2 separate regions of the Mus musculus genome follow, and region 1 is linked to region 2. The links are chromatin loops, found by intact Hi-C in ENCODE. Cell type or tissue: heart. All regions are shown on one strand. Links, peaks and the distances in the headings refer to the core of each region. The heading gives the core; the rest is flanking DNA. Region 1 has its middle 26 kb from the start of Abcg1. Region 2 overlaps Abcg1 (ATP binding cassette subfamily G member 1).

Region 1 (16,470 bases), core at 5,082-10,081, 56 kb after region 2:
TGAGAGGGAATTGCCTAATGGGGCTGTCTCTGCACCAGCAGGAAGGGCTGAGGTTACTTCAGGGCAGTTCTGAGGCAATCAAAACCCAGTTCACATCTTCAGAGCCACAGGATAAAATCCACCTGTGCTCTGTTGTCACATTGTCACCTAGACTGGACCGTGTATCTTAAACACGGCAGGAAGTTCTGTTTTGTTTTGTTTTGTTTTGTTTTTTTCTGAGACAGGGTTTCTCTGTATAGCCCTGGCTGTCCTGGAACTCACTTTGTAGACCAGGCTGGCCTCGAACTCAGAAATCTGCCTGCCTCTGCCTCCCAAGTGCTGGGATTAAAGGTGTGTGCCACTACTGCCCAGCAGCAGGCAGTTCTTAATACGATCTGTGGGTCTCGACCCCTTTGGGAGGGTGTCAAAAGACCCTTCCCTAGGGTTTGTGTATCAGATATTTACAATGTGATTCATAACAGTAGCAAATTATAGTTATGAAGTCGAGGTGAAATAATTTTTTGGCTTGGGGTCATCTTAGGCTTGTGTGTCTTGTGTTCTGCTGTGTAAGTTGGCTGTGAAGGATATCTGGACCACCTTAGTCCAGATGTACATTTGCGCTTCTAGGATGGGCATTGAGTTTCGTCTTTGTTTTTTTTTTTTTCAAACTCCATTCTCACTGAAACACCCTTTGCACCCGTCTTATTCAGCCTTTTCATATAAGATGTCATCATTGTTCCTAAGTATTGTGTTTTGTAAAAAGATAAAGGAGGGAAGAAATATGTCTGGTGAATGTGCAGTCAGGTGTGGGGGTAGGGGTGCCTCTATGGGCCCATGCTGAGGCATTCCTTCCCCCTGAGGGACCAGCCACATGAAGGTATAGTACAGAATAGAGTTTATGCAGGGCACGGGTAGGGGAGTTGAGAGGGTAGTAGAGGCAGAGAAAAGGGGGGCGGGCAAGCAGACCCTTTTATGAGTCAGGCACACCTGGCCGTTGCCAGGTAACTGTGGGGCAGAGCTTAGACAAAATGCTAACACTAAGTCTTCAGCTATTAGCTCTGTTCTCCAAGCCATATACTCTCTGCTGGGAAAGGGGCAGAAGCTGTCACCCATAGCCAAGTTGCCTCTCACCCACTTAGTATTGCTGTTTGCAGTGCCTTCCTCTCTCTGGGCATGAGTTCTCGGAGCTGTTCCCAAATACCAGGAACCCAGATGGTAGCTGCCGCCACCCACCACACTGAGGTCATTGACCTGTGACTCTGAGTCAGGGGGTGCCAGCCCTCTCCCATAGCCAGTTTGGGAGCCCGTGTAGGACAGAGCTGGGAGTGTGCCAACTACCACTTCCTTGAATTGGCCTGTCCACAACGAAGCTCACCAACACACCCAGTTACATAGAGAGTGAAATGTTCTTTATTTAAAAAACAAAAACAAAACTGATCTGAATTCACCTTGGTATGGCTTAGGGTTTTTTTTGTTTTTGTTTTATTTTGTTTTGTTGATATAGGGTCTCATTATGTAGCCCTGGTTGGCCCGGGAACTCTAAGTGTAGATCAGGCTAGCTTCAATCAGTAAGGATTTAATGAACAGAACTATAGTGTATACTCTATATACACTATATAAAGGAAGGAATCCATTAAGGATTGTGGTCACTGCAGTCAATTCCATATATACGAATGCAGGCTATGCAGGTGAGACTGTGTGAGGAACCCCTGATCCTAGACAGGAACCCAGAGTCCCTCGGTCCCCAGGTGGCACAGCCCTTAGTCTGAATCCGTACAAATGCTCTCCACTTCAGTACTCCGTTTCTGATCTCAAGTCGAGGAAGATGAGAGAGGCTGCTTGGGCTATCAGATAGCTGTGCTCGGAGAGGGAGGGAGTATATGGGGAAATGGCTGCCTGTCTAGAACGTAGCTCTGAAACAGAGTCAGTGAGGGCTGGGTTGAGGCGGCCTGAGGTAGGCCTGGCGGTGCTTACTGTCCTGAAAGACTTTCTGGGCTAGTGTTACCAGGGCAAACTCATGCCCTGTGCTTTGGTTTGAATTCATCCCCCAGAGTCCATGTGTTAGGATATGACAGGTGAGACATATAGAAGGTTCACGCTCCCCCTTCTAGATGTGGGAGTGGATGTCTGATGAAAACGTGGGTCTGATCCCTTCCCTCCCCCTCACCACTTGAAACTCAGGTGCTTCCTGAATCCTGCACTTCGGTTTTGGCCTCTCCAACAGTAAAATAATACGGCTCTGTATTTAAAGTTTATCCAGTGTTGGGTATTCTATTACAGCGGCACAAACCAGACCCAGACACTAAACTGCCCCGGGGCTCACTCCTAGCTGAATGCTAGCATCTTGACATCTCTCGCCACACAATGCCTTCCTCTACACCCCCTGAGCCCCAATCCCAGACACCAAGCTGTCAGGCTGACACTCCCCGGGACACCTTGCTATGGTGCTGACCAGACATTCTGCCCCAGTCACACACTTACACAAAGACGCAAGTGGTAAGCAATGAACACACAGAGATTCATCTTTATCGTTCCTCTCTAAGTCTGCTGAGTAGAAAGCCCTGGACCCCATATTTGCATGTTCAGTGTGCTAAGGAGTTCCTGGATGACTTGCAGTTTACAGAGGACCTGTGTGAACTCTGTGCAAATGCTACACACTTTATATGGGGGGGGGGCTTGAATATCTGTGTCCTGGGGGTACCTGGAACCCACTCCTACAGAGGCTGAGGGGTGCCCATGCACGAGAAGAATCCACTAGCGAGGTGTGGCAGGCCATTCTGTTTTGATAGAGCAGAGCCTCAGGGCTGTTGACTCCTCTGTCCTCATCAAACGCCACTAAAATTCATCCCACCATCTAGGTACCCGTTTTCCAAAGCCTTTTGTCTTCAGAAAACAGGGAACCTTAAACTTTAAGCTGAACGTTATTATCTTCACAGAATATGCTGGATAAGTGGAAGAAGAGCCCCGAGCGGCTGTCACGAGAGCTCTGTGCCCCCCTCACCCCCAGGCCTCCCATCGCTCTGGCTCCAGAAGCCCCGTGCTCTGCAGTCCACGCATCTCCTCCGCCCATGGGCGATGATGCTCCGGGGTCTGTGCCAGAGCGCCAGCCACCCCTCCGCAAGCTTGCTAGCACTTCCGTGGGTGTTTTGTTTAGAATGCAGCGCACACTTTCCCATCGGGTGGGGGTTAGATTCCCAGGGCAGCCCATAAAAGCCCTGTTTTGTTCCATTTGCTGAGTGTACCACTGTGACTCTTCTGTGGCAGCTAGCAGTGGAAGTCAGAGCGGAGAGCTGTGCAGCGCTGCGTCTGTGGGAAAAGATGCCAAATCCAGGCTCTGTCTCCACCCCAGCACAAGACTCGGGCTGCTGGGACCTAATCTTCTAGAACCTACCTGCTTCAGGTGGTGTTTGGTGTGTGGCCAGCAGGGTAGCTACACCCATACAACATCCCGGGAATGAGGACAGTTCTAGGGCTAGGGCGGTGATACAGACAGATGAGAAGAGCCAGGTCTAAGACCAGGCACCCATAGCAATTGAACTTTGGTGAGCACTGCAATTTCTCAAGGTATAGACATGGGTACTTCGGAGGTTTTAAAACCCCTTCACTGCAGAGATAGTAAAGTGAACCCTGACAGAGCTACTGGCCAGCACAACGGACCAACCCAGGAGAGGGGAAGGCAGAGACAACTCTTCTTACATGCCTCATTGATTAGTTTTATCGATTAGGAGGGCTGTCATTTGACCCAAATCCACACTCAGCAGGACCCAACACCCTGATCAATTAGCGATGTCTGCCGAGGGAGAGGACAGGGCAGTGGGCCGAATATTTGCCAGCCCTCTTGAGTTTTACTGGAGAAGGCAGGGCCTCTTATGGTTTTTGGACAACACCTCTCTCCCCCTTGGAAAGATGCACTCTTATCCACAAGCAAACACTTGTGTGTCCCTTCCAGAGTCCTTATGTCAGATGATATCTATGCAGTGTTAGGGGGTCAAAAGGTAGTTATGACTGGCAAGACTGCTCAGTGGTTAAGGCTGCTCTTCCAGAGGACCCAGCTTTGATTCCCAGCACCCACATGGTGGTTCCCAACTATCTGTAACTTCGAGTTCTAGAAAACCTAATGCCCTTTTCTAGTCCCAGCAGGCACCAGGCACTTATGAACATGTAGGCAGAACATCTATACATGTAAGGTAAAATAAAATAACATTAAAAATTAGTAACAGCCGGACGTGGTGGCACACGCCTTTAATCCCAGCACTTGGGAGGCAGAGGCAGGCAAATTTCTGAGTTCAAGGCCAGCCTGGTCTACAAAGTGAGTTCCAGGACAGCCAGGGCTATATAGAGAAACCTTGTCTCAAAAAAAAAAAAAAAAAAAAAAAAAAAAAAAGGGAAAAGAAAAAGAAAAAGAAAAAGAAAGAAAGAAAAAGAAAAAAAAACCCAAAATTAGTTACACTCTGAGAGGAAAAAGTCTTGCTTCCTGTGCCTGTGTGCAGCCACACGCTACCCTCATAGCTGAAATCACGTCTGGGAAATCCTGTTTCTTGATTCCAGTATCCGAAGACTCTCTGCTGAAGGGTGTGTGCGCAGCCATGCACTGTGAATCCCACGTGATTGTCTGCCATAATTTTATCTCTTCATGTCTTCCCATGCTTGTGAGATATTAATATATTTCAGAAACACTGTTGCCAAAATGTTTCCGTTCTACAATCTATCTATCTATCCATCTATCTACTTCTTTATTTTAGAGTTTCCTGTATCCCAAGAGAGCTTGAGGCCAGCTATGTAGCTGAAGGTAACTCTGAACTCCTGTCTCTCCCGCCCCCACATCCTGAGTGCTGGGATTCAGGCCAGCACACCCAGTTTTATAGGGTAGTGAAGATGGAGCCAAGGGCTTAGTGCTCACCAGGCAAGCACCTTCTCTGAACAGAGGCACATTCCTAGGCCACAGTTCTGGTGTCCTTTAAAAGCGCTCCTCACTTGCAGCTCCCCCTTACAACACTGAGTGTTTCAACAGGAGCTTCCCTGTAAGTAGTCTTTGGGGTGTTGAGAGATGCTTCAAATACTCAAAGATAGTGGGAGCCCTGGGGATTTCAGTACTCAGGATGCCCCGCTATGAATGGTTCCTTAGTAGCCTCTGCTCAGCATTGACAGGGAAGACAATCTAATATCGTCTACCAGCCTGTGACGGGCTCTCTGAAGAGCTGAGTGTGCAAAGTGCTGAACTCAGCTAGGAAGATGAGCTCCTGACTTTGCAGATGTCGTCTTGGCACTGAAACCCACTTTCATGCTTTCGTATTTTAAAGGAACCTTTAAGTCACTTCACTGAGCTCAACACATGTGAGAGAATGTCATACGGGGCATGTGTCTGAAGGAAGGAGGGACAGGTGGTTCCAAGATGGGAGATAGAAGAGGAGAACGCCCTCCCTAACCTTTCCTGCCAGCCTTATCTGACCTCCCCTTGGAAGTTCTCAGGGGCAGCCACAGCCTCAGCTGTGCAGGGGAAGATACTCGTTATCCGGGAGCCCCTTCTAAGCACCAGCTGCTGGTTGGCACAATGGAGGTCATGTGATCTCAAGCTGAGAACACTGGTTTCTCATTTGGCCTTATCACTCTGGCTCCTGGCAGCCTTTCTCTTCCCATGGAGGAGAAACAGTCACCCTCTGGGGCTCTTTCTACCCACAAAATCCAGGGCAGGCCCTGGCTGATTTGACAGTGAGCAGCAGTGGGGAGGGGGCGGTGCAGGGGTGGGGGAGGTGGGGGCGCTGACCTCCCCAGAAGGCCAACCTTTGCTTTCTCTGGCCCTAGGAGAATATGAATACAGATCTCAGTTTACTCTCCTCCTAAGTAGGGGATGCTTGTTAACTGTTTCCACCTCTGAAAACCTCCTTACCCCACACTGGGCCGTCCCTGTGTTTGCTGAACAGCCCAAATTGTTAGAGCTCAATCCCTGCTCTGTTTTGCCAGGACTGGAGCAGTCCCTGGGATGCTACAATTGTAGCAGTAAAGCCATGCAAGGTGTCTGTTGCATCATTCTTATTTCACAGAGAAGACAGCCAGGGGCCCACAGCTTGTCAGAGCATGGGGTGATGAGGCAGCCAGATCCTGGGCGCCAGCTCTCTTAGCCACTCCACAATGGGCCTCCTTTTTCTTAGATATAAAAATGCTGACACGTCGAGGTGTTTTTCTTAGCAGTCTAGACTCAAGCTGCTTCAAGTACATCCTGAAGACACTGGTGCACATGTGAATAAGCTATGTCTACAGCCCACCAGAGGGGCACTTTTCTCCTCCGGGGCCTGGGCTCCAGCAGCCATAGTCTCTACAGGCCCATTCTCTTCCTTGTTCTGCCTCCTACATATACAGCTCCACCAGGTGCCTGACCCTCCCCTGCTCAGGCCCCAGGACCTCCCGAACCTGATTCCTGTTCCCCACAAAGCAGCTTCCAACCCTGGGAGGCTAACACCTGCTCAGTCACCCAATGGGGATAACAAAGGTTGAGTTGTTCAGAACACAAAAGAAAGAGGAAACTCCCTTAGTCCTGAGCTGCATGCCACCTGCATAACAGGAAACTAAAATTGAAGTAAAAACAAGGCTTTTTTCCTTTCTTTTTAATAAAATGACATGTAACAATTGTAAATATTTATGGGGCCAAAGATGCAACTTTGATGTATGCAAAATCCATATTTAAGATTTATTTATTTATTTATTTATTTATTTTATACGAGTACACTGTCACTCTCTTCAGACACACCAGAAGAGGGCATCCGATCCCATTACAGATGGCTGTGAGCCACCATGTGGTTGCTGGGAATTGAACCCAGGACCTCTGGAAGAGCAGTCAGTGCTCTTAACCGCCAAGCCATCTCTCCAGCCAAAATTCATATTTAGATCAAATCAGAGGTTTGTGGCTGTAGCTTGGTGCTTGAGGCACACATCCTGTGTCCAGCATCAAACAACAAAACCAAAAGCGAAGGATGGAGTGCGTTAATTAGCATATCTGTGGCCTCAACATCCGTCCTTTCCTGGTGGCAAGGCTAGAATTAATGATTTTCAAATATGTTGTATCAGTGATGAGTTCAGCAAGCTGCCAGGCAGGGGCTTCTGGAACTTGTCCCTCTTCTCTCTTGTCTCTTAATTTCCCAAGTACATGCATAGAGCAAACCAATTTGGTGAGTGCGGTGGCTAGTGTGAATCGTCTACTTGATCAATCTAGAATCACCCAGGACACAGAGCTCTGGGCACGTCTGTTTACCTTGATTATATTCATTGAAGTAGGAAAGCCTGCCAGCTATGGGTGGTGCCATTCCCTGGCTAGGATCCCAGACTACATGAATGAAGAGAGAGACCTGAAGAGCAGTAGGCATTCACCTCTCTACTCTGACTGTGGATGTGTTGTGATCAGATGCTTCAAGCTCTTGCTGCCTTGACTTGCCTTCAGCGATGGACTGTGATACCTTGAACTGTGAGCCAAAATAAATCTCTCCCTGAAATGGCTTTTGTTCATGTTTCCTCACAGCAACAGGATAGGAAGCTAAGAGAATGTATAGACAGTGTGTATCACCCCACACTTGTCTGTTGGAACCTTAATTCCCAATGTGTTAGCATTTGAGTGAGGGCCTTTGGTGGCCATTGGGCTGCAGTGGACCTCCATGAAGATGAAGAGACATCAAAAATGTTGTTCATTCACTCTTCTCCATGTCATGAGGACACAGCAAAAAAACCAGTGGAATGGGTCAGGATCTGAACCTGGCCCTGCTGTGCCACCCAACATTGGCCTTTGTCTTAGTTGGGTTTTATTATTGTGACCAGACACCATGACCACATGCACTAGTGGTCAAAGACTCCACAGTCTCACCAGGGGTCTCAGACAGGTTTTCAGAAAGGTTTTTTCAAATCTCCAAGCAATACACAAACTCACATACAACCTAATTATTTCAAAGGCTTACAATACTTCAAGATGCTTAAAATCAGACTGCCTTAGGCCCTCAACCACAAAGGCTCTGTGTCTAGACTACACAAAGAAATGCTACAACTCAATAGCAAACCCTTCAGCCTTGTATTTAAAGATGTGTGCAGGGTATGAACAGGAAACTCACATAAGGAACCCGGATGTCCAACGGACACCCAAGAGGATGCTCAGAGTTGCCAGTAAGTGCAAAGCTGGGAATTACAATACTTCCTCCTTCCATTCATTCATGCTACACAGTCAGCTTTCTGTTCTTGTAACAGAATACCTGAGACAACCCACTTTAAAATGAAAAAAAAAAACAAAAAAACAAAAAAACAAAAAAACAACCAACCTTTATTTTCTTTTATTTTGGCTCATGGGTTCAGAGCTTTCAGTCTGTGGTGGTTTGAATAGGAACGGCCTCCATGGACTCCTGTGTTTGAATATTTGGTCACTATGGAGTGGCACGATTAGGAGGCCTGGTCTTGTTGAAGTAGGTGTGGCCTTGTTGGAGTAGGTGTGGCTTTGTTGGAGGCAGTGTGTCACTGGGCACTAGGGGTGGGGCTTTGAGGTCTCAAATGCTCACCAGGCCAGTGGCTCATGATCTCTTCCTGCTACCTGTGTAGAGGTAGAACTCTCAGCTTCTTCTCCAGCACCATGTCTGCCTGCATGCTGTCCTGCTTCCTGACACAATGACAATGGACTAAAGTTATAAACTGTAAACCAGGCCCAGTTAAATGCTTTTCTTTATAAGAGTTGCCATGGTCATGGTGTCTCTTCACAGTAATGGAAACCCTAAGACATTGTTGCTTGCTTGGTCAGTAGAGAAGCAGCAAAGTGGGGTTGGTGCACAGGAGGAACCCTTCGCCTCCTTGGGACCCTGCAGAGAATTATAGGAAGAAGGTATATCCCTTTAAGGACACATCCCAATGACCTAAGATTGCTCACTGAGATCAACCATCTTGAAATATGGACACACCAAGCTGTAACCAACCTTCTAATGCATTGGCTTTGGGAGGCCTTTAAGGAGAGGTGCTGATACTAAGGTCTAGTTCCCTAGTTGGTTCTTGATTTGTTAATAAAGAAGGCCAGGAGCCAATTGCTAGGCAGATGGTACAGATGGGATTTCCAGGTTCCAAGAGAAAAAGGAGATGCAAGGAAAGAGAGAGAGGCTTTTTTCTGCCATGTTTTAAAATGAGAAGCATTCAGCAATCATGTAAGATTTTGGGGAGCTAAGGCCTGAGGCCTCCCCTATGGGCGGGAGGTCAAAGATATTTGGCAGGGGCTAATTTGGACAAGCCATTAAGCTTAGGGCAGAAGGAGAGACAGAGATAATAAATTGATAAGGGCATGCCTTTCCAGGCGGGAGGTATCTCCACGTAGCAATTGTGCCACGAAAGGCAAGCTGTAAAGTGACAAGCCAAGTGTGTGTTCTTTTTTTGAGGATTCAAGGATCTCAGGTGGGTCTGGTAATACAACCCTTCCCGGAGCAAGGGTCTCAGGAGTGGGCTGAAGGAGCAGTAGACTCCTGGAGCAAAAATTGGGAGGAAGAGATGCCTGGTCAAGGCTGGGGGCAGTCAATCCCAGAGCCAAGCCAGAGCAAAGGCGGTTAGAAAAGGAAGCTGAATTGGGGCTGATTGTGATCGATGGATCCTGCAACCAAGCCAGGCAGGACAAAAGGGAACCAGGGAGGGGCCAGAATGTAACAGCTCCTGGACAAGGTGGTAGCATGTTTTAAAAACTACACGCGGGCTGGCAAGACAGCTCAGTGGGTAAAAACACTGACTGCTCTTCCGAAGGTCCTGAGTTCAAATCCCAGCAACCACATGGTGACTCACTTATAACCACTTGTAATGAGATCTGATGCCCTCTTCTGGTGCGTCTTTGGGCCTGAGAGATCAGAGTTGACCGGAGCGAGCAGGGGCCACCAGAGCGAGCAGAGGTCCTATAAATTCAATTCCCAACAACTACATGAAGGCTCACAACCATCTGTACAGCTACAATGTACTCATATACATAAAATAAATAAATAAATCTTTAAAGAAAAAAACAAAACCCTACACGCAACAGGGAAGACATAATAAGATCTCGGCCCCAGCTCACACTACCCCAAGCACACAGCTGAATTCACTTCTGCCAAGCATCCTCCATGCAGGGCACCTTCCACAACAGGTATTCATGACTCCTCTGTCAGCGGATCCTATTAAAGATCAAGGGTAGGTGGCCCAGAAAGCAGATGGCCTGCATGTAGAAGTCAAGGGCACAGGGTCAGACGTGGCAGTGTGCAGCTGTACCCTGGGCTCTATGAATCGACCCTGCCTTTCAAAATCAGGGACTGATTGTGTGACAAGGTGCATTTCCAATAGCATTTGGACATTTCAACAGCTCCAAATTTGTCTACTCTAATGATTTTCTCATGACAGAGAGAGAGAGAGAGAGAGAGAGAGAGAGAGAGAGAGAGAGAGAGAGAGAGAGAGAGAGAGAGATAGATTTACAACGTATTTCATTAAAACAGAAAATCTAGCCGATCAGATGTCAGCCGTTTGAGTGTTTCATGACAAGGGACATCACCACTGCAAGTACAGAAAAACCTGTTGGTTTTATTTTCAGCTGGATCTCATGAAGCGTTCATCTCAGCGATGAAAGCCTGCTTCCAAGAACACTTTTCACCACTTACAAACGGCCTATTTTCTAAAAAAGAACTCAGGACTTCTGCTGGAGAAAATCCACGTCTCTAAGAAGACAATAAGATCTTTCCATCTGTCAGGCACTGCTCCGGGAACTCCTCTCTGGTCCTGCAAATATGGACTGTGCTCCTGAGAGAAGCAGCAGCTTGGGGGCGGGGGTCATTTGACTTCATCCAGCCAGAGAAAGATGATAAAGCCAGAGAAAGGTGTCTGACCTCCGTCTGACTTCCCTGCAAGTTCCTGGTTAGACCTGGATGATGCTGTTTCTCTAGACATGTGCAAGCTTCCTCAGCCTGAGAGGGGTAGGTACATCATCATCCCTACTGGGGAGGGCTCAGCAACTCCAAATCCTACCAGGAGATGAAAATGCCACAGTAGCATTGGGTAGGATGTGCTTAGATCTTGAATCATCAAGTATTAGTTACTTAGAGGTTCTAGGAAAGCACAAGGAGTAACATTGCGTCCTGCTGCAGCCTCACCTGGGGCCCTAAAGGTTGAGATCTGGGGGCCCTAAGGACACCCGACAGTAGGAGCTGAAAGGAGCACCAGGAAGCAGACAAGGGAGGACTCTTCACGTTTGGCAATGTGGAACCTGGTGTTGACACTGTGCACCTGAATGGCATACAGTGAGGTAAGCATTATGGGGAGTCCAGAGCTATGGAAACTCAGTCCGCAGTCTGGAATGCCCATCCACTGGTTATATTCTTCTAGAGATTCTCTGGCTCCCAGCTCCAAACTCTTCCAAACACCTCAGAAACCACTCTCAGCAACACAAAGCCCCCCCACCCCCCCCCCCACCCCCGCTCCTTGGTCTAATTTTCCGTATTAGTTCCTTTGCTTTACTGCTGTCACAAAATACCCAACAAAAGCCAGTGAAAGAAAGTAGGCATTTGCCTGAGATCACTGTTTGAAGGTACAGTCCACACGGGTGAAAGGCATGGTGGACGGCAGCTGCTCGTGTTACATCTGCAGTCAGGAAGCAGAACGCAATGAGTGTCAGTGCTCAGCTTGCTATCTGTCTTTCATCCTCTCTAGAACTCCGGGCCATGGGATGGTGCCACCGGAGGAAAGCTGTTCTCTGCTCTGTTAAACCTTTCTGGCAGCACACCCAGACGTGTGCTTCCATGATGATTCTGAATTCCCATCCTTTTGTCAATGAAGATCCAGTGTCATAACAACTTTTAAAATGCAAGTCAAACCAGTGACTCCGACAGCAGTTTTTAAAAACCCACACATTTTAAGCCAGGCAACCCAGTTTTTACTGAATTGATTCTTACATACCGAGGGATGGCTGTGGAGAAAAACAAGTGTGCTTTCCTTAATTAGACCATGGTGTTTCTGAAAGAGCAGAAAACTTGGTGTGTGCACTAAAAACCACCTTCATCCACAGCTTGTCTGAAATCAGAGCCAAGGCGTTTCAGGCAATGTTTGTTGGCACTGATGAGTGGGAATTTGTGATGGGGACCACGGCTGACGGGAAACCGTGTGCGGCTACACAGGTGAGCACGGCCAGAAACACCTCGGATTCTTCATTCGCTCGATCGAATTGATTTTTGGTCATTGAGCACCTAGCATCGTTTTCCTGTTGTCATTTTTTTTTTTTTTAATTCACAACTCCTTAATTCATTTATGTGATCCACAGCTAAGAAGCTCCGTCTCAGGGGCAATGGGAGACTTTGCTAAGTCTCTCAGAATCCTTAAAATCATTTCGAAGTGTAGTGTCAGGGCAAACGGGCTTAGTTTGAAGAGTCAGACTGAACGTCAACAGCAGGCAGGCTGCAAAGCTTCGAAATACATCATAGATGCAGATATCGCACGCACGCACACACACACACACACACACACACACACACACAAACCTAAAAAGTGTCTGGTGCACGTGCTCATCCACACAGTGCCTTCCCGCCTAGCACACTGTCCTGCCTTCCTGAGAGGAACCAACCAATTGTCCTGGAGGTCTCCCCCTGCATCAAAGCAGTAGGCCGGGCTTGCTAATCCACTGGTCTAGACCTGACCAATAAGAGCGATCCCACTACCAGCCTCCTAAGTGGGCTGGTTATACTCATGTGACCTGGGTTGAGCCAGTCAGGACCCTTCAAGCTTCTGATCTGGGAAGTGATAGGAAAAGCTGTTTGCTTCTAGAGACATGGTTAATCCAGATGTGGGTGTTGGGACTTTGCCAGCCTCCTCTCCATCCTTTGAGGATGACAACACCCCCTACCAAAGGGGCCTACGGGTTCCCTTTGTATGAGCCAAGACCCACCCACCTGTCCTGAAAAGCCTGTATGAGGAAAGCTGTATTTAAAAGGAGCGCACGCTACTATGGAGGGGTTTAGAAACCATTTTAAACACATTATAGCAAATATCTCCACTGATAGAGAAGTAGTTGTTAATTCAGGCCACTCAAAAAGGCCAACTGGTTTACGTTTTAGAGATACAGATAGACGATTGTGTTTATGTGTAATTTTCTCAAGCATGCATGCACTTTTGGACTCCCCCCCCCTTCACACACACACACACACACACACACACGCAGCACGCATGCACGCACACATGCACACATATCCAGGATGTTATTTATGAGCTGAAATCAGTTTCTCCAGGTGCTGGGACATCCCCAAAGTAGTAGTAATTTCCTACATGGTACCCCATCATTCTGGAAGAGTTAATAAAACTTCTCAGACAATACCTGCCTCACTTTCTCAGAGTCATTTTCAAATTGGTTAAGTCAAGCCAAACACTTCTAGAAAGCTCCCAGTTCTTTCTATCAAGAGGGTTTTACACAGCTTCCTCTAGTGGGGGGCTTGAGGAGTCTGAGGTGGTAATCTAGAATGTTCTGGAGGCATACAATGCTTCACAAGGAACAAGTCTAGCTAATTCCCCCCCCAATGTCTTCTGGACTCTTGGTTATCCACAGCCTCCAGATCAGAGGTCCCCTCTCCCTGCCACCACACCACAGCTCTCCACAGTGGTGTGGCCCAGATGGACCTAGGAGTGACCGACCCTTTCAACAGATCCCAGACCCTTTTAGGCTCAGAAAAGTTCTCTGTTGGATGACTGACACCAGGAATTTCCAGTTACCAACCCAGCCAGCCACTTCCACTGTATCTGCCATGCCCTTCTCAGAGTCCAGGGGGGCTTAGCCTTTTCCCAAGGCAGTCTTCTCTCCCTCCAACTCAAATCATGGGTCACAAGGAGTCTCAGAGGGGTGTAACTCAGAGAGGTGCTATCTATGAAAGATGAACGGAGAGGGAATCAGGACAGGCTGCTGCATCTCTTGCACAAAAGCATCCCTGTGTTTTGTTTTTTAAAATATATATATGTATATATACATATATAGTATATAGTATATATATATATATATATATACACACACATATATATATATACATATACACACACACACATATACTGTAGCTGTCTTCAGACACAGCATAAGAGGACACTGGATTCCATTACAGATGGTTGTGAGCCATCATGCGGTTGCTGGGAATTGAACTCAGGACCTCTACTTGCTCCAGCCCCACTTGCTCCAGCCCACAGATTTATTATTATATCTAAGTACACTGTAGCTGTCTTCAGGCACACCAGAAGAAGGCATCAGACTTCATTACAGATGGTTGTGAGCCACCATGTGGTTGCTGGGAATTGAACTCAGGACCTCTGGAAGAGCAGTCAATGCCCTTAACCGCTGAGCCATTTCTCCAGCCCTGCATCCCTGTGTTTAAACGAAGACTCTGTCATTCAGAGTGAGGGAAACTTTAGCTGAACTACATGTGCCTGGAGAAGAAGAAAGATCCAGAACAAATAGGTGGCTATGCTGTGTACATTATCTTCTTGTTTGGGGCATGGAGCTACATGAGTCTTCCACCGTAGCAGTAGGAGATGGACCCCACCACATCCCAAATCATGTATTTAGTAGATAGAAAAGGGGCAGGGATGAACATCATTTAACTTTACACATGAAAGTGTATCGCCTTTAAACAAGACCGTGCAAGTCTAAAGACCCCTCTTTGAAATGAGTTCTCTCCCATAATTGGTTAGAACCATCCAGAGGGGGAAAATATTATTTCTGGTTTTTTAATTTATTTATGTAGAAACATCTAATAAAGCACATTGTGAACATTTTTTTTCTGGCCATTTCAACATTTCAAGGCTTCGTAAATGACAGGAAGGTCAGCCAAGCATGGCAAAAGCCATAATGCTGGAATTGTTCCTGATTTAAAATGCGAGAAGAGAAATATTTCCACATCCTCGTGTTTCAGTGGAGCCAAGAACACTGTTGCCTATTGTCAGCAGCCATGGCCTTGTCCAGCCCAGAGCCACCCAGCCACTTCACACTGCCACCAGCACAGATCAGCCGAACGCTGAAGCTGGTCCTAATCACTAAGCAGGCAGTATATTAAGTTCCAGAAAATTCTTTGTGTTAGATAAAGATGCTATGCTTCCTCAGTACCCCCAATGAGATCAGGAGCAAGCATGGGGCTCTGAGTCACTTTCCAGGACAGCTAGAACACTGACCAGATGTGATCCAGTCTCCTTCCCTGGTCCCCACCTACAGTCACACACAGTCTAATGTAAACACACCCAAGGGCTCGGGACTCATTACACACAGGAGTGTCTGAAGGAAGGCCAAAGCAAGGACTGCTGAAGGCCTCATTGCAGTTGGGGGGGAGGGGGAAGACATTTATAGTCAGGTTACCGGAGCCTACTGTGATGGCCCCTGCTGGCCTTCTTTCTGCATCTTTCATGGAAGGTTGATGGTGACAACAGGGACAGGGGAAGACATACCTAAGTGTTATTATCTGTTCTCTCTGCTGGGGCACGCCCAAACCCGTGTTTAGTGTTTATGTTTCTGTGGCCTCATCCCTCTGTCACCCTGCGAGACAGTTGGCAGGCAGGAAATGAGCGATGGCTCAATGTTTGCTGAACTCCTGCCCAATACTGGCCATTGTCTTGAGTTCCAGGATGAACAGATACGGCTCTGTCTCTCAAGGACCTTATTGTCCAATGCAGAAGAAAGACAAACAAATAAAAACAACATTAAAACAATGTCCCAATCAAAGCACAAACAGGGCGCACCAGAAGCAAGAGAAGAAGCCATTTATGCGCTACAGCATCTTGGTGGGTGGTGAACGTGACCAGGGCACTTTGGAATAGTTGTCAGTTCGTTTGTGATTTCAGAAGACCTGCTGGAAACCAATGTCTGTGTGTTGCTTTGTGACTCCTAATGTGTAAAAGTGAAATTCATGCAAACAACCATAAGAAAGGAGGGCGAAGACCGTGGAGCAACAGGTGAGTCTCTGACGATCTTACCCTGCCCAGATGAGGAGAGTCACTTGCAGGTGCCTGGTCGCAAGTGACCCATGTCATAGCTGCAACATTGAAAATCATCACAACAATGCTGAAAAACAAAACAGAACAACGAGAGATCCCAAAGCAGAGAGCAAGACTTTGTTTAAATCTTTTGCCTCAATGAAAGAAGTACTCACTACTCCATTGACCAAAACAAAGAGGAAAATAAGGTAAAGAAAACACCTCTCACCTCCCCACCCCACCCTCCACCCTCAGCAGTGGGCAAAGAGGCCCCTTGTCTTTGGTGGTGTTCTTATATTAGGGACAGAGCAGATGCAGTCCTTTGGCCATCCTAGTTTGATGCTGGGTTTGGCAGCCAAAGCTGTCTTGTGTCTAGGACTCATAAAAATCAAATCAAATCTCTGATTCCTGACTGAATATAACACAGCCGGGTGCCTCAAGCCCCTGCCGTCTTGACTTCTCCCACCGTGATGGACTATGCCTTCAAACTCAGAGCCCCAAACAAACCCCCCTTTCTTATTTTCATCTACCTTCCTGCCGCACAGT
Region 2 (16,470 bases), core at 6,007-11,006:
GGTGGGTAGCCAGTGGCCAGGAAGCAGGGGGCCATGGGAGCCAGGACCTTGAAGTGTAAAAGGTGAGAAACATTCCAAAAGTGCTGTCTGCACAAGTCCCCAACTGATTATGTGATTATTATAAAACAGATTTATTTCACAGCAAGTCCCGGAGGAGACACGGTCACCACAGAAAAGGACAGTGAAGGAGCTGGAGAGTCAAAGCGACCACACGGCTCACTAGTGCCTCGCCAAGCACTAAGATCAGGTCACCCAACACACAGAGGGTCACTCAGGGACTCACAGGACGAGCCCGGAGGTGAGGGAACCCTTCTCAGCAGGCTGCCTGCCGTCTGTGTGCAAATCCTTTTTTTGCACTACCAAAACTCCAAGCCTACCAAAACTCCACTAGAGGCCAAGTAAGCAGGCAGATCTCCTGACACTGTTCATGGACACTGGGTGGTGGACGGGGTCCCCTTACCTAGTACTAGGGCAGAAGAATGAATTGCAACCCTGCCCCTGCCTGGCCCTCTCTTTCTCTTTCCCCACAAAGCAGGTAGAAGAACAGATCTCAGATCTGAAATCTTAACCCACTCTTCCTTATTGATCTACGACTCCGCTGGAGTCATACAAAGGGCTGTGTGGTGGACCCTGTCTGGGATTTGCCCGGTTCAAGTCGTGAACATGAGGGCAAGACCTCTCCGATGGAAGGCCACCAATATGAGCATCCCATCTGCTACCAAAGTGCAGAGCTTCATATGGTGTCTTCTTCAGGACCAGGGGAGGCACAATCCCACTGAGACTGTGACAGAAAGCAGAGAAACAGCACCAGCGAGGCTTGGAGTAAGCCATGATGAGCAGAGCTCATCTACCAACTAGAGCTCAGTGGTCGTTTTTTGGTTTGTTTTTTTTTTTTTGTTTTGTTTTGTTTTTGTTTGTTTTTGCTTTTCGAGACAGGGTTTCTCTGTGTAGCCCTGGCTGTCCTGGAACTCACTCTATAGACCAGGCTGGCCTCGAACTCAGAAATCCGCCTGCCTTTGCCTCCCAAGTGCTGGGATAAAAGTCGTGCGCCACCACGCCCGGCAGTGTTTGTTTTTAAATTGCCCATTAATGAGACACTCTAGACGCTTCTTCTCCCAACAATGAGATCACGGGTCTGTCACTGACTGTGAGGTAGGCTTTTATAAGATAAACGGTCCTAAAAGCCCAGAGTTCCTGCACTGGTTGGGGACACTGTCTGTGGAGAGAGGCCAGCCTGGCTGTTCTGGAAACCAATGACACAGGCTCCATCTGGACACTTGCATGGCCCCGGCAGGGAAGGTATTTTTAAATTCCTCCTGCACTTATGCACTGGAGTCTCATGTGAAGATACAAGGAGAAGACGCGGGAGAGTGGAGGTAACCAGGGCACACCTGTAAGGACAGCACTGATGAGCCCCAAGGTCCAGGTCTTTCTCCGGGTCTTCTTGTGATGCTCATCACAATTCTAGCAACACTGGGACAGTCTCATAGACGAGGAAACCACAGCCCAGGGGTTAAAGCAACATCATGGAAAGCCCATAGAGTTTAGACAGGAAACTCAGAGACTCTGGAGCCAGAGCTCTTCCTCAGAGTCCCCACATGGCTTTGGCAGACCTGCAGCCCTGCCTCACGGCTTCATTCTGAAGATGTTCATCCCTGCTCCCTAGAGCCTGAACAGCAATGGCTGACAGAAGAGTCTGATGGGGATCTCAGAGAATAGTCACTCCACCAAAGACAGAATGATTCAAGGACAGAGACGGAGGGTGCGCCTGCTAGGCTATGCCATCATGACTTAGACTAGAGTCATTCGGAAAGAGGGAACCTCAATTGAGAAAATGGTCCAGTCAGATTGACCTGTGGGCAAGCGCCACCCCCGGGGGCTGGTGGTCCTAGGTGCTATAAGAAAATTTCTCATGGCTGAGAAAGCCATGAGAAGCAAATCAGGAGGGAGCACTCCTCAAAGCTCTGCTTTAGCTCTGGCCCCAAATTCCAAGGTGAAATAAACCCTGTCCTCCCCCAGGTTGCTGTGTTTTATCACAGCAATAGAAATGCTAACTAAGGGGGGGGGGGTTGCTTAGGAAGGTGGTTACTATGGAAACAGTCATTCAACTTAGCGACCAATGATCTCAGAAACTTGATTGTGACTTTGCCAAACAAGATCTAGTAAAACACTGTGCAGGCAGCAAGACCAGGGTTGAAATTCTGCTAGAGAGAAGGGACCAGATATGACCACGTCAGCGGGTCTGGGTAGTGCGAAGGGCAGGGGTGGCTCACCATCATGGCCTCCTGAACAGTGAGGTGAGGCAGCAGCATGTCGTCCTGCATGATGTAGCAGGAGACCTTCCGGAAGCAGCGCAGGTCCCGGGGCATTCCATTGATAAGGACTGCCCCTTTCATGCCAGTCTCCCTGCCAAGAAAAGAAGACAGGTGCCCATGAGCCAGGTCCTTCAGGTGGCCTGGAGAGGCAAACAAGAGAGGGGGTCTCCCTCCCTCCCTCCTGGACTCTTCCCAGTAGAACCATTCACCATGGCAACAGGATGGAGCAGAGGGACCAAGTGATGCAGAATACAGCATGCTAGTACTCTACCTGCCCGAAACAAGGGATCAGCAAGGAGACAAGCCACACACCAGGCCTCTCCCAGACGGTGTGTTTATCACACCACTTGGAAATGGCTTTTCTTTGCCTGCTACACAAAGATGCCTGGATATGTCCCATAGGGGATGTCCCTCAGTACAGCCACAGGGCAAAGACATATACCAACAGCTACTCCATCTGCAGCCCAGATTACACCAACTGCCCTGGGATCACAAGTGTACCCGGCAGGTGCCTCAGGCTCAGGTGGCTCAGAGACAATATCACAGCTATTTCAGACAGTTCAGCCCCACGACTGATCCAAGTGTGATCGGAGGACCTTCTGACTGCAGGTGAGAAGGCTGGAGCCTCCTGTGCCCTGCCAGGGATGGAAGACCATCCAACCTCCCCAGAAGCCTCCGTGTCAACTCCTCCTGCATGTGCCCATTGAGCCTCTTGCCTCTTAGGTGTTTCTAAGCACCAGAAGAGCTTCCAGAGGCCCTCTATCTTCCTTTCCACCCAAGGACACATCTTTGCAGTTCTCCCTTCCTGTGCCCACAGAAGAACAGCAGCTTTATAATACCTGTAGGGACTAATAAACTCATTCTGGACTCCAGCCTCCCATGGCCACTGCCAAGGAGCAGGGCTTTGTGGTGGGTCCTGCTTTGCTCCCAGGCAATGGGCAGCTTCCCTAGCTTCTTCTGGGTACCCAGCCTGGCAGGGCTAATTCTGCATCTCTGGGATACACAAGTACTCTCGGTCTTCTAGGAATTGCTAGGGTAGTCTGAAAAAACAGCCAGCCCCAAGAAACTACCCCACTCCACTCCCTCCCTGTCTCAATTCTTTGATCATTAAATGTGCATGTCATAAAGAGGAACTTATAGTGACGATTTTGAAAGACAAAAATCATAATTTCTGATATTAGGAAACAATTCAGCACTCTATGGGATAGTGAGACTTATCTTTCTCCCTGCTCCCCCAGTAACTGAAATCACTAGTATCACAGGTGTCTGTATTAGTCTCAGGAACTATACCATGTTTGCAGTTGCATCCGAAATGTCTCCCACAGGGTGTGCTTGAACTGTTGGTTCTCAGACTGTGATGCTGATACGGGAGGCTGTGGGGCATGGGTGGACCAGGGCTATGGGGCCTGGGTGGTAGAGGAGGATCGCTGAGGACAGGCCTTTAAAGGCTGAAGCCTGACTCTGCCTCTGGCTCCACTCTATCTGCTTCCTGGGCAGAGCCAGGAAGTGAGACGACTTCACTTGTGGGACAAACCCAGTTACTTCATCTGCCATGCCTGCTTTCCCGAGACTGTTCCCTCTGAGACTGTGAGCCAAAACATAGCCTTCCTCCCTTGAGTTGCTTCTGCTACAGGGATTTGGCTATAGCAACAGGATAGTAACTGACACATGCCCTAGGCAGATACTGAAACCATGTGGAGTTTTGTACACTGTATGGATGGATGGTAGCTTTTCCTATGCTGTGTGTGTACAGTCACAGATGAGCGACCTTGGCATGACCTTGGCGATGGTGACTCCCTAAAGTCCTGAACAACCATGGCAAATGCGAGCCTTGGACACGGCAGCCCCTCATTCTCCTCTGTCGAACTGTCCAGCGTGCTGTCCTACTGGCTGGCTGTCTTCTAATCACTGCTTCTGACCAGATCTTGACCTTGGTACATTTTCCTGTCCAGGAGGTGGACTGTGGGCCGAGCTTATCAGGAAGCTGCCTTGCTCACCTGCCTATGGTCTCTTCTTCATACCCTATTCATGTGCAGTCATCAGTAGGTGCAGACTTTCAGTATTGCTTCTCTGTACTGCTTCCTCCATGGATTCTCAAGCTCTGGATGCAAGCATGCGGCACACACACACACACACACACACACAGAGGCATGCAAACACACATGCATGCAGGTACTCATGCACACACGTGGCTTCCCAGGAGCCCATGTGAGCAGAGCTTCTGGTAGCAAACCGTTGACAAAATGTTCTCAGTGCCCGCACTGAAGCAGCTCTGTCCCTCACCCAGCCTTCCCGCTGGCCTCTGCTCACCTGTATCCTGCCAGAATATTCATGAGTGTGGACTTCCCAGCTCCAGAAGGACCCATGATGGCCACCAGCTCTCCACTGTTGAATTTCCCAGAGATCCCTTTCAAAAGGGTCTTGTATCCTGCAAAAATGCAGATTGGATTCATTTCTCTAACTGTTTTATTTGACCCCAGTGCTGAACTGCTGGGGCCAAAGGCAAAGTCTCCCACGGTATGGGTATGAAAGATTCACGGCGACATTTTAGGCTAGAGGCAGACTTTGTGCCTGTTTTATACACTGTTCCCCCAGACTGTCCTCACACCTTATATTAGGGCACATGCATCTTGCTTAAGCACATGTCCAAACGGCATCCAAAAATCTCCATCATTCCCATCTCAAAAAGTGGTCATGTGTATAGAGCCTATTTAGCCCTGGACCAATGGTCATCTTTTCCCAATAAAGTACACTGGTGCCTGTACTAACAGGTAACTAGCTCAGCATTTCATTTGCAAGATCTTTTTACTTGCCCCTTATAAATTTACATAAATATAAAGAATTTGTACACAGTTTATATACAATTACTTTTTGATTAAATCATATACTTGATGAATTGTTGATTGGTTTATTGGATAATTGAAAGGGCTTATTGTCACACAAGTCACATCAAATGTCTAGGGAATGTCTGGCAAGTGCCTTCTGCCTAGATCTTTAGAAGGGGACGGGGCAGGGGCGGGGGGGGGGGGCGGGGAGCTACACATCAGAAACAAGCCAGAGCACTACAGCTTTCAAGCAGACAGTGGAAATGTGTTATAAATGATAAATGAGAGCAACTGGTTCTGAGATAACGGTGCCAGCTCAGAAGTGGTGTTTGGTGTGGTGTCAGATAAGAGCCCACCCTAGCGCCGACAGGCAAGCGTTACATTCCAGCTCCTGTGTATAATGCCTAAAGAGACCTCGTGAGCCAGGGACATGTGGGGAACTTACCTGGTTTCCCCAGACTACAGCGAGCACCCAAACCTCCAGGTCTGAGAAAGCTCAAGCCCAAGAGAATGCTCTCTGCACAGTCTTTTTTTCTACACAGTCTGTTTTTCACAGATGGGACACTTGGACATTCCTACCTGTCTTCAGGTGCCACCTTAATTTGGACGAGGAGTCCCTGGAGCCTTGTTTAAGTGAGGCAGGGAGAAGCGGAAGCTAGAGCCAGGAAGCCTGCTGCTCAGAGACTGAATCATTAAGCAGAGGAGGCTGGCTGTCAGCTGTCACCCAGGAGACTGAGAATCATCCCAATGGGAAAAGGGGACCTGGGAACAAAGGGAGGGGCACCTAGGGGAGTTCTAAGCTGCGGAGGGAATGTCCCCTACACAACAGCACAGGAGAATAGAAGGAGGTGACTGAGCGGGGAAGGACAGCTGGCTGTGTCTGCCTTTGGTGGACAGACAAAAAAGCAGATGTAGACAGAGGTACAGCTGGGGATGGCAGAACCTCTTTCGGTACAAAGCCAAGCTCCTACAGGCTCATCAGATGGCATTCTGCCTCTTGGGGACAGTAGTGGACCTCCAGGGGCCCCAAATGACATCACCAAGGGGGTAGTAAATGCCCCGGTGCCAGCTCATTACTATACTTATCTGCCTAGGCTGGAGTTGGGGTTACTGTCGAGCAAACAGTGTCTTAGGCTGCTTCCACTCCAAGATGAACCCTCACCCTCTGCTGAGCCCCCAGGAGCTGGCAGCTGCCTAAAGCTGGAGACAGGTCCCCGAGATGGCCACCCGCTGAACGAAAGCCAAAGGTGGTACAAATTCCCTCTGTATGGCTCACAGGAGAAAAACACAGACGACTGGACACAGCTGGGCTCCCAGCCCCAATTAACAGATGGAGTGTGTGTGACCATGTCTAGAAGTCACACCCTCACACGTCCCCTGACATGGCAGGCAGCTGCTACATACATTTCTTTGCCTACAGACAAATCAGTCCTTCCTCTGTTTTCCTCCTTTATCCATTTCCATGTGCATGCAGATACATGTTCGCATGTGCATAGAGGCCAGAGGTGGATGCTGGGAAGCATTCCCCATCATTCTTCCACCTTATTGAGGCAGGATCTGTCAATCAAACCCAGAGATCATGGACATGGCTAGTCTTGCTCTAGCTAGCTTGCACCGGGATCCCCTTTCTCACCCTCCCTAGGCTGAAATTATGGGTGGCTCCAGCATTTATTTACAAGGCTCCCGAGGTTCCAACCACCTCTTCACACTTGCATGAAGCCCTCTGACCACCGAGCCATTTCCCTAGCCCAAGCCTTTCCTCTTTAGACAGGAAGTTGCTCCCTAATAATCCCATGAGCCTCAGCTTACCACTCGAGACTCTCCCCAGCTGAGCTATCTCTCTCGCAGGATGTCACCTCTGAGATGAGCTAATGCCAAAAAAAGCAGGAAGCTGAGCAGAATCGCAATGCAAGCGCCATTTCCCTGTACTGAGGGTGCTTCACAACCTGAACCTTCTCAGTCCACCAACTAAGGGGACGCTGGTGGTATAACTCAGAATCGGAACTACCTTTCTTGTTTTTGTGGAATGGGGCCTGTTTAGTGTCCCAGAAAGCAGTTTGGCTCACTTGGGTTGGACAAGATGTCGGCTTTGCTCACACTATTGTTTGCCTGTGGTGTTCTGTGCATTTTGCACACATAGAAGGATTCAGAGAGGGCTGGCAACTGCCAACGCCACCTAGCAACCCAGCAAAGGAGAAACAAAGCCAGCCTGAGGCAGTCCACAAATCTGGGGCCCCCTGCATCTTTGCCAGCCTGGGCAGATCAGCCTGCAGACCTCAGCAGCCACTTTTCCCCTGACTCCTGTGAGCAGACTCAGTCCTCACAGAGTGTAGATGCTCAATCAGTCATAAAACCTGCTAAGCTAGATGTGTTATTCCCTTTACTGTGGTGTCTTGTGGTCAGAGGCTATGCCAGGGCATGGAATGTCAAAGGCGTCTCTTCATTTCAAGTAAAGGGACGATCCTTCATGTCCACATGGGTGACGGGTCCTGTCTGTGTCTGGGGTACATGCAAGGCACCAGCTCTAACTGAGAAGCACTTGTGAAATTAGACAGTTCTGATCCAGCTGCTTAAGCCTGTGGTCATTTTCAAAGAAGCCTGAGAGTCACGGGGCTTTTCTGTGCAGAGGGCTGTCAGTCTGGAAGGAATCTTGTCCCCAGCATCAGCCCTAAGGGATCCACAGCTACCATGGTGGATGGACACTGTCCCACAGGACAGTGTCTGCTGACTGGCACTCCAGGGGCCAAGCAGACAGAGGTCACCGCATATGTGGCAGCTAGAAAACCTCCCCACGAGGAAGGAAAGGGAGATGTATGTCTTGACGGTATGCTCTCAGCACCTTTGTTGGTGGAGAACCATTGTGGATTTCTGAGGAGCAGGCTGTCCCCAGGTGGAATGCAATCCATGACCTCAGCACCCCCAGAGGGGAAAGCAGGGAACAGCTCTTTGCTGTTTTGCGGGGAAGGGAGAGGCTGTGGAGGCCAAGAGAACTTCCGGGGGCCTCAGGGAGGAAGTGTCCATACTGCCTGACAGCAAAGGCCATTGGGTCCCACCCACTCTTCCTGGGACAGGCAGAGATGGTCAGAAGGCAAAAGTTCCCAAGGGCTGGACCAGTAAACCCCAGCCAGACTTCTGGTGGAGACAGACAGTCTGAGATCATCTGCTAAGAGGCGAGTGCGTTTAGACCCCTGAGCCTCAGGGCCTGGAGCTGGTAGAACCTGAAAATGGTTGGGAAAGCAAGAGGGGCCATTTTTTCCCTTAGGCAGACAGGTGGGAGAGCCCAGACTGAAGTAAAAGAACGTAAAGAAAACAAAGGCTGAGGATCTAAAAGTCACAGGCTCAGTGGGGGAGCAGGGGGGTTGGGAGCAGGGGTAGGGGAGGAGGGCAGGGAGAAAGGAGCAAAAAACTAACTAAATGCTAACTGCACTCCAACCTATTGGGACTGCCAACACGTGCACAGGGACATACAAAGACACACCAAGTGCATTCACAAGCCTGCATAAATTCCATAGGGGCAGCCTATCCCTGCTACCATGTACACATTCATCCATCGCGGGCAGGCAAACAACTGAACCACAAGGACCGTGTACACATAGGCTAGGTCCTGAGGTCACACAGCCAGGCTGCCCCTGCCCCAGCATGCATAAAGCTGACAGTTGCTCGCATCTGCCTGCGGGAAGCAGCTTTCTATTAACACAGAATGTTTATGCTTCTAAAAAGCAAAGGTAGGTCTCTTTCCAGGCTAAGCCAGGCTGGGACAAATTGAAAATAGTTCTCGTTATCCAAATGATGGCATGGTGCCAATGAGGGCTCCAGATAGGCTCCAAATGCCCCCATCAACCTTTACCTGAAGGCTGTCCGGCTGCCCTGGTCTGTACACCCAAGGCCCAAACTGCCTCTGCAGAAGCCACTGTTCCCAGAATGAACCCAACCTCACCTCCCTGTCCCCCCCCCCCGCCCCTGTTCCTACTCTTTTACCCTTTTTGCTCCTATTTCATAGGATCTGGCACTAGAACAAATTGCCTGCTTTTTCTGAAGCAAAAGACCCAAAAGACACACTCTTCTCTTCCTCCTCCTCCACTTCCTCCTCCTCCTCATTTCTATTTCATCATTTTATATGATGAGTGTTTCGCCTGTATGTATGTCTGTACACCATGGTGCACAGAGGCAAGAAGAAGGGTCCCTTGGAACATGTAGTTGTGAGTCACCATGTGAGTGCTGAGAATCGAACCCAGGTCCTCTGGAAGAGCAGCCAGTGTTCATTATTGCTGAGCCTTCCGGCCCCAGAAGTACCTAATCTTAGTATCCGGTAGCATTTCTTTCCTGCCCTCTTTGGGGGAGGGGGGGCTTCTCCCCCAATGCCCAAGGACCTTCTGAACTGCCAGTCAGCCACAGCATGAGACAAACCTAACCCTGTCAATCAAATGGATGCACCTGATATTCTGTGCTTCCTGCAAGACAAAGGGGCTTTGGAGCAATGGTGGTGGCCATGGGGTCTGAGACCTTGTTTTGGTAACACACATGTGAACCTGAAGGTGCAAAGGAATCTGTCTAAGTTGTGGGGAACCAGTACCAGAAGACATTGTGATGTATCCCCAGATGTGCAAATAACACACTACTCCATTGGCTGTGCCTCTCTTTGGAAGAAGTGTAGGAAATCTCTTATGCCAGTCTATGGAGCTCCACCAGGGGCTTATGCCAGCACTGTGCTCTGAAGTAATGCGGAACAGCCTAGCAGGGAGCCCCGTGTCACTCTCTACCCAGCTCTACTTTAAAGGCTTAGCTGGGGTCATTTGGTCCCCCTAATTCTCTGTCCTGGCCGATGGTTCCCCTGTCTCCTGCTGTAGATTCCCGGCCCCCTATGTGTATGCAGAAGCCCTGTGTCCTGCCAACACAGGTCCAAGATGTCTAGTTGTACTATGCACAGGGTAACATCAAAAGAGAAAGGGCATAAATACATCAGTACCCATGAAGGAAGATTGCCTCTCATCTTCCCCACACCCTCAGGAGGCAGGCATACCCTCCTCGCTTCTAGCTTTCCTCTATACCTCATGCCACAGCTGGCAATCCATGTAATTGTTCCCTGTATGCCACTAGGTCTTAGGAACCAGGCGGAGAGACCTGTGGGCATTGGCCAGACCCTCCAAACACCTCTTTCCTCATGACACTCCATACTGGAGGCCCAAGGCACACACTATCACCTGCCAGGTGGGTGTGCTTCAGTGACATCAGTGACCTCCAAGGTGACTCAGGGGCTCTTTGTGTAGAAGGTTCATGAAAGAACGGGAAGTCATAGCTACTGGACTATGCCTCATTCTGGATCTTTCCAACTACCAGCTCTCCATGGTAGCTAAAAGAGACTCATGCATGCCCTCAGAACAGCCTGCGTCTCACCAGCTTTTGGTGCAAGGCCAGAATTGTGCACAGGCCTTGCCCTCTGCATGCTGAGACTCTGGTAGCATCTAATGTGGGCGTGCCAGAACATGGAAAGTACCCTGCAGAACTTTGGTGGTGGCTGCTGGCCCAAATCTCCCTTCCATGGCAACACCGACTCTGGCTTCCCTGTCCTATCCTGACATACTTGGCTTACAACCATATTGGGGAGGGCACTCTCCTCCGACAGCCTGCCCAGATCTGACAGCAAAGCAGGGTTGAAGTCTGAGCGGTGATCTGGGCTTGGTAGCACACATCTGAAATCCCAACCGCTCAGGACGTTGAGAAAGGAAGACCATACGTTCAAGGCTCGGCATGACCATTTCAGTGAGATTCTGACTCCAAAGAGAAAATAACAAAATGAAAAGGAATGAGGATGTGTGGAGGGTGCTTGTCATGTGTGTGTGTGTGTGTGTAGCTTGGTGTGTGTGTGTGTGTGTGTGTGTGCATGTGTGTGTGTGTGTGTGTGAGAAGCACTAGGTGCTCAAAGAAGTCACTGAGAGAGAACCCACGCTCCATGCTTCAAAACACAGGGGCAAGGCCTCAGGAGGAAGGCCAGACAAGATTAGGATGACCTCCAACTGTCAGTCACTTGCACTTCCATGCCTCTCTGCTGTGAGAAGAGGTTTGTCTTGGGACACATGCCTGATCTGAAGTACAACTACGGTACATCTTCTAGAAGCAAGTCTTGGCTGGTAACCACTGGGCCTTATCATGTTCCATGAGTACTTTACATTAGTGAGGTCTCCCAGAAGAAGATGGCAGCTCACTGCTCTCCTCCAGCAGCCACTGACAGCTGGAGATGCTCAGATAAGCTGTACATGTGCCATGCCTGAGAGGCAACTCGGAGATGGTTACAGAAATGGCTCCTTGAAGGGCAGCTTCTACTCCTGTTCTCAACATGTCGTCAGGGAGGGGGTGGAGGCTACCTCCTGGACCACCCTCCCCTGGCTGTTCCAACAGCAGCCACTCTAAGCAGAAGCATCCTTCAGTAGGCCTGCTCGCCCTGGGAGCTCAGGCTCCTCCACACTCAGCATCTTCTACTCTCTCTTGATGGAATCCCACTACCTTTCCATAGGACGAACTCTGCCTGCTTCAGCCTCTGGCTCTGGACCACATTCCATGACAGAGCGGTTTTGCCCATCACTCTTTACTCTTATTATCCCCTCAGCTGTCAATCTGGTCAGAGTCTCTCAAACATGTGTTGGCCAGGTCAAATCTCACCCACTCCTGGAACCAGTTTGTATGCCTCCAGGAAGCACACTGATTTGATAAGGTGACTAGCCATGCCCCCAACCATTTTGAGACCTGGGAACAGCTGCATGTGTCCCTATGGGTCATGCCTTTTCCCTGTAACTTGGAGACAGGGATACCTACTTAGTAGCCAGTGCTACTGAGACATGGTGGAAGGATTATAAAGCGCTTGACGTATGGCTGGGCCCTGCAGACGCTGTCAATACCCACAGGAGTTCTTCCTCCAGGAGAGAGGTCACTACATCCACCTGTCCCCTTTGGGTATTGGCCATTTCACACCCCTTAGAGAGTCCAACTAGTATGGTGGTTTGAATAAAAATGGCCCCCATAAGTCCATAGGGAGTGGCACTATTAGGAAATGAGGTCCTGTTGGAGTAGGTGTGGCTCTGTTGGAGGAAGTGTGTCATAACTAGGGGACAAGCTTTGAGGTCTCAGATGCTCAAGCCACTCCCAGTCTCACATTCACTTCCGGAGGCCTACAATCCAGAGGTAGAACTCTGAGCTACCTCTCCAGCACCATGTCTGCCTGCACACTGCCATGCTTCCTGCCATGACAACAATGGACCAAAACTCTGCAACTGTAAGCCAGTTAAATGTTTTCCTTTATAAGAGTTGGTGTGGTCATGGTGTCTCTTCACAACAATAAAACTGGAAGACAACTAGTAAGCCATATAAACAGGCCAGGTCATATTTCTGGGGGTCAAGCGGAAGGTTGTGGGACTGTGTTTGGGATCCACTATTGATTTATGCCCTGATCCTCCTCTTGTTACCAAAAATATAACTCAGTAACTATATCATCAGGTCTTTCGCACACTGCATGGATATTGCTGATTTAATTCATGCTCATTCCTGGGCTGGCCTTTGGCTACACAGTAGGAAAAGGTCTAACTGTAAGGAAACAGAGCCAACTTGGGCGCAAAGCCTATTGAAGTGACTTTTCTGGGTACAGTAGAAGCTTTGATACCTGTTGACCGGGCACACCTGTGTGTGTGCACACATGTGCGTGTGTGTCTGTAAACATAGAGGCCAAAGATTAACTTTGAGTGTCTCTTCTCATGAGCCACCTTTCTACATAGGACATGGCCTGCCTCCCACTGGTCTGAGGCTTGCCCACTAGGCTAGCCAGCTACCTGACAACCCCAGGTATCTGTGTGTCTTGAAATTCCTCTAGCACTCAGACTGCAAGAACACACCACAGCACTTCTTTGTGTATGGTTTCCAGGGCTCGAACTGAGGTCTTCTCACTTGCCAGCATCCTACTAAATGAACTGGCTCCCTAGCCCCTGCCTGCAACAGGCTGCTTTCCTGAGATGCCCAGTGTCTTGCTGGATTGTTTTCTATTGGCCTGACAGGAGGCTCAGAGGTCTGGCAGCCATAGTGTGCATTCTAGCTCAGTGGATTGTGAAAATGGTTTAAAGATGGCTCAGGGGCACTTCAGAGAGAACCAATCAAGAGCAGCCTGAGGACATCTTTTTGGTCCTGCCTCAGCTCTCCCTGCAGCTGGTCACTGACTGTTAACAGTTCAGTACTCGGGTCCCTTACTGTTAGTGTAAACCTACATCAGTGTCACTGTCTCAGTCAGGGTTTCTATTCCTGCACAAAACATCACAACCAAGAAGCAAGTTGGAGAGGAAAGAAAGATTTATTCAGTTTACACTTCCATATTGCTGTTCATCACCAAAGGAAGTCAGGACAGGAACTCACACAGGGCAGGAACCTGGAAGCAGGAGCTGATGCAGAGGTCATAGAGGAGTGTTGCTTACTGGCTTGCTTCCTCTGCCTTGCTCAGCTTGCTCTCTTACAGAACCCAAGACTACGAGCTCAGGGATGGCACCACCCACCATGGGCCCTCCCATCCTTGATTACTAATTGAGAAAATGCCTTACAGCTGGATCTCATGGAGGCATTTCCTTGAGGGAAGCTCCTTTCTCTGTGATAACTTCAGTTGTGTCGTGTTGGCACACAAAACCAGCCAAGTACAGTCACTTCCGTGGTTCCACTAATATGAACCATCTCTCAGCCACTGTCACCAAGTTTCAGATACTACAGAGGGAAGAAGTGGGTAGGGTCTCAGGAAAACAGATTAGAAAGTTAAAAGAAAATATCCTGATAAACTTGCAAGGCTCAAGAGGCGTCTCCCTGATGTTATAAAAGCTGTGAAGGCCTGCTGGGGGGAAGAGGGACTCTCAAGTGGAACTGTCCCCCAGTTGTGCAGGAAGCTCCAGTGAGGCAGCTTCTGTGACTTGTCTGTCACACAAGATAGGGTGAACATTTCATGATGCTACTGTCTGAATCATCTACACACCTATGGAAACCCTCACACATGTTTCTGTCACTAACCCCAACACACCCATTGGCTCACCACACCCACTTGGGTGTAATCATTGGTGTGTTCTGATGTTAGTTCCCTATCTGAGGCATCCTAGTTAGTTAGCTTTAAATGTCAATTTGATACAACGTATAGTCATCTGAAGAGGGAGTCTCAATTGAGGGACTGTCCAAATCAGACTGGTCTGCAGGTATGTCTTGGGGACTGTCTTGTTAATCGATGTAGGAGGGTCCAGCCCACTGTGGGTGGTGCCATTCCCTAGGCTATATAGGGAAACAGGTTGAGGATGAACCTGCAAACAAACAAACAAGCATATTCTTCAATGACTTCTGCTTCAGTTCCTGCCCTGACTTCCCCAGTGACAAGTTATGACCTAGAAGTATAAGCCAAACAAATACCTTCCTCCCCTAAGTTGCTTTTGTTAGAGCGGTTTTTTCACAGCAACAGGAAGGAGACTAAAACACAAGGTGAATAGTGTTTGATCATGTCTCTCCAGGAAAACTCACTCGGCAACCATCCTGTCCAGCCAGAGACACCCACTCAGCCTCCTAGGCCTCAGCCCTTCCTGATTGCAGTCTCCAATTCTGCCCCATCCTTCACCGCGGCGGAATGTTTTATTCTCCTGTAGTTTCTCTTTTTAATGCCTAACTATATTCATCCTTAAAGAGTTTGAATAATTTTTTTTGCATGCTTCTGGAATTTATATAAATAGTGCAGTACTGTCTGTCCCAGGGCTGTTTTTCTTCACTTGGTGTTCTAGAATATTCTATAGTGAGTGATATCTGTGGTTTGCTAACTAACTCCTCTTTCTAGTGATCGCACACGGTGTTGTCCTTAGATTGGGGCGCTTCAGCAGTGGAAGGGACCTGCAGTATTGACCACTGTCAGGTCACTTCTCAACCATGAGAGTCACCAGAGCAAAGAGCTCCATCTGTCTGTCCCTGGGCTGTATCCCCATTTCTCCTGCTTGGGACACATGGCCCACTTCAGGCTGATGCTGGAAGCCACCTGCCACCTACTCTGGCATGGGCTATGCTCTGCCTCACCGTTTCTGAACCTGCTGTGTGTAAACCTTCACCTGGTCCCTAAGGAGACTCCCCTGCATCTTAATCAGCTGTCTGTCTCCACGTTCAGGCTAGGGTCTGTAGAGTTGTGCGATGTCTACTGCATACCCCAAGAGTTAATATTAGTAATGAAAACAGGAATAAATAAAGGAAGTTAAAGAAATGGCTCAGTGGTTAGAAACACTTGCTGTTTCTGCAGAGAACAGAAGTTTGGTTCCAGCACCCAGGCTGGAAAGCCCGAAACCACTTCTACCTCCAGCTCCAGGGGACCAGATGTCCTCCTCTGGCCTCTGACGGTAGCCACACACAGACACACACATGAAAAGAAAAAGAGTAGAATAAAGGATTCAGAGATCGCCGGGGTCATAAATGATGGACGCTGCCGTTCTTAGTGAATTTGAAGGCCATGAAGGTAATAATGTGACTCGTAATTTATTGTCAGCCAATAGATTCTAACGTTGCAGAAAGATACAAACATGTCCACCTATGCTCCCAAGAGTGGATTCATAGCACTTCATAATCTATAAAATAAGCATGGCTGGGCAAGGGCCTTTTCTAACTTAAGGAAGTATTCGTGTTCTAAACACAGACACCCACGTGTGCACAGACACACACGTCACTGTACCATAAGAGGACATTTTTCACTATCTACAGGGCAAAATGGCAAAGACAGTGAAATGCTCATGGGGTTATTTTTCAGTCTCTCATGTGACTCTCAGTGAGTTAAAGCTATGACTGAATCAATCTCTTCCCCCTCCTTCCCTCTCCTCCTCTCTTTCTCTCCCCCTCCTCCTCCCCTCCCTCCCCTCCCCCCTTTTCTCCCTCTCCTCCTCCCCCTTCCTCCCCTCCCCCTTTCTCTCCCTCTCCTCCTCCCCCTTCCTCCCCTCCCCCCTCTCTCTCCCTCTCCTCCTTCTCTACCCTGGAGCAGAGCTGCCCTGGCTATTGTTTATGCTCACGGACTGGGGTTGTTTTATGAAATATTTATTAACAAGTAAATTAGCAGAGAAGCATGGCTGCTCTGCCAGTTTCACTCAGAACTAAAATGCCACCTCAGTAAGAATTCCTTTCGGAGCTATTCTAGACCTACTGAAGACTCCGAGAAGCTGCTTCTCAGGGACGGACACCGAGGGAGTCCTCCAATTCGGTTCTGTGGAGCACTCGCATGGCTGATTCACAAATCCAGAGGCCCTGCATCTGGAATGTGAAGACCGCACCCCACCATGCTGGTGCTAATTCAGGCCTAGTGGCCT

What was found. Hi-C counts contacts between places; a loop is a spot of excess contacts. Peaks named below come from ENCODE experiments on the same cell type or tissue, not always from the same donor. Only the 100,000 strongest peaks of a DNase experiment are listed, where the experiment ranks them.
Region 1: a loop joins it to region 2, with 2.1 times the contacts of the local background. A loop is called at or near these places in 6 of 42 quality-filtered maps.

What each region holds. Positions count from the first base shown.
Region 1 is chr17:31,023,340-31,039,809 of GRCm38, reverse strand. No RefSeq gene overlaps it. Among named protein-coding and RNA genes, the nearest start is that of Abcg1, 26 kb to the left of the region's middle. In heart, for the core only: no CTCF peak of the experiment used is centred there; no DNase peak of the experiment used is centred there; H3K27ac peaks cover 1,096 bases.
Region 2 is chr17:31,080,582-31,097,051 of GRCm38, reverse strand. It overlaps Abcg1 (ATP binding cassette subfamily G member 1), which reads right to left. Exons shown (of 15, transcript NM_009593.2): 3 at 4,626-4,743; 4 at 2,274-2,406. Among named protein-coding and RNA genes, the nearest start is that of Abcg1, 31 kb to the right of the region's middle. In heart, for the core only: a CTCF peak has its summit at 8,049; DNase peaks (open chromatin) are centred at 6,984, 8,134 and 10,691; H3K27ac peaks cover 2,383 bases; H3K27me3 peaks cover 587 bases.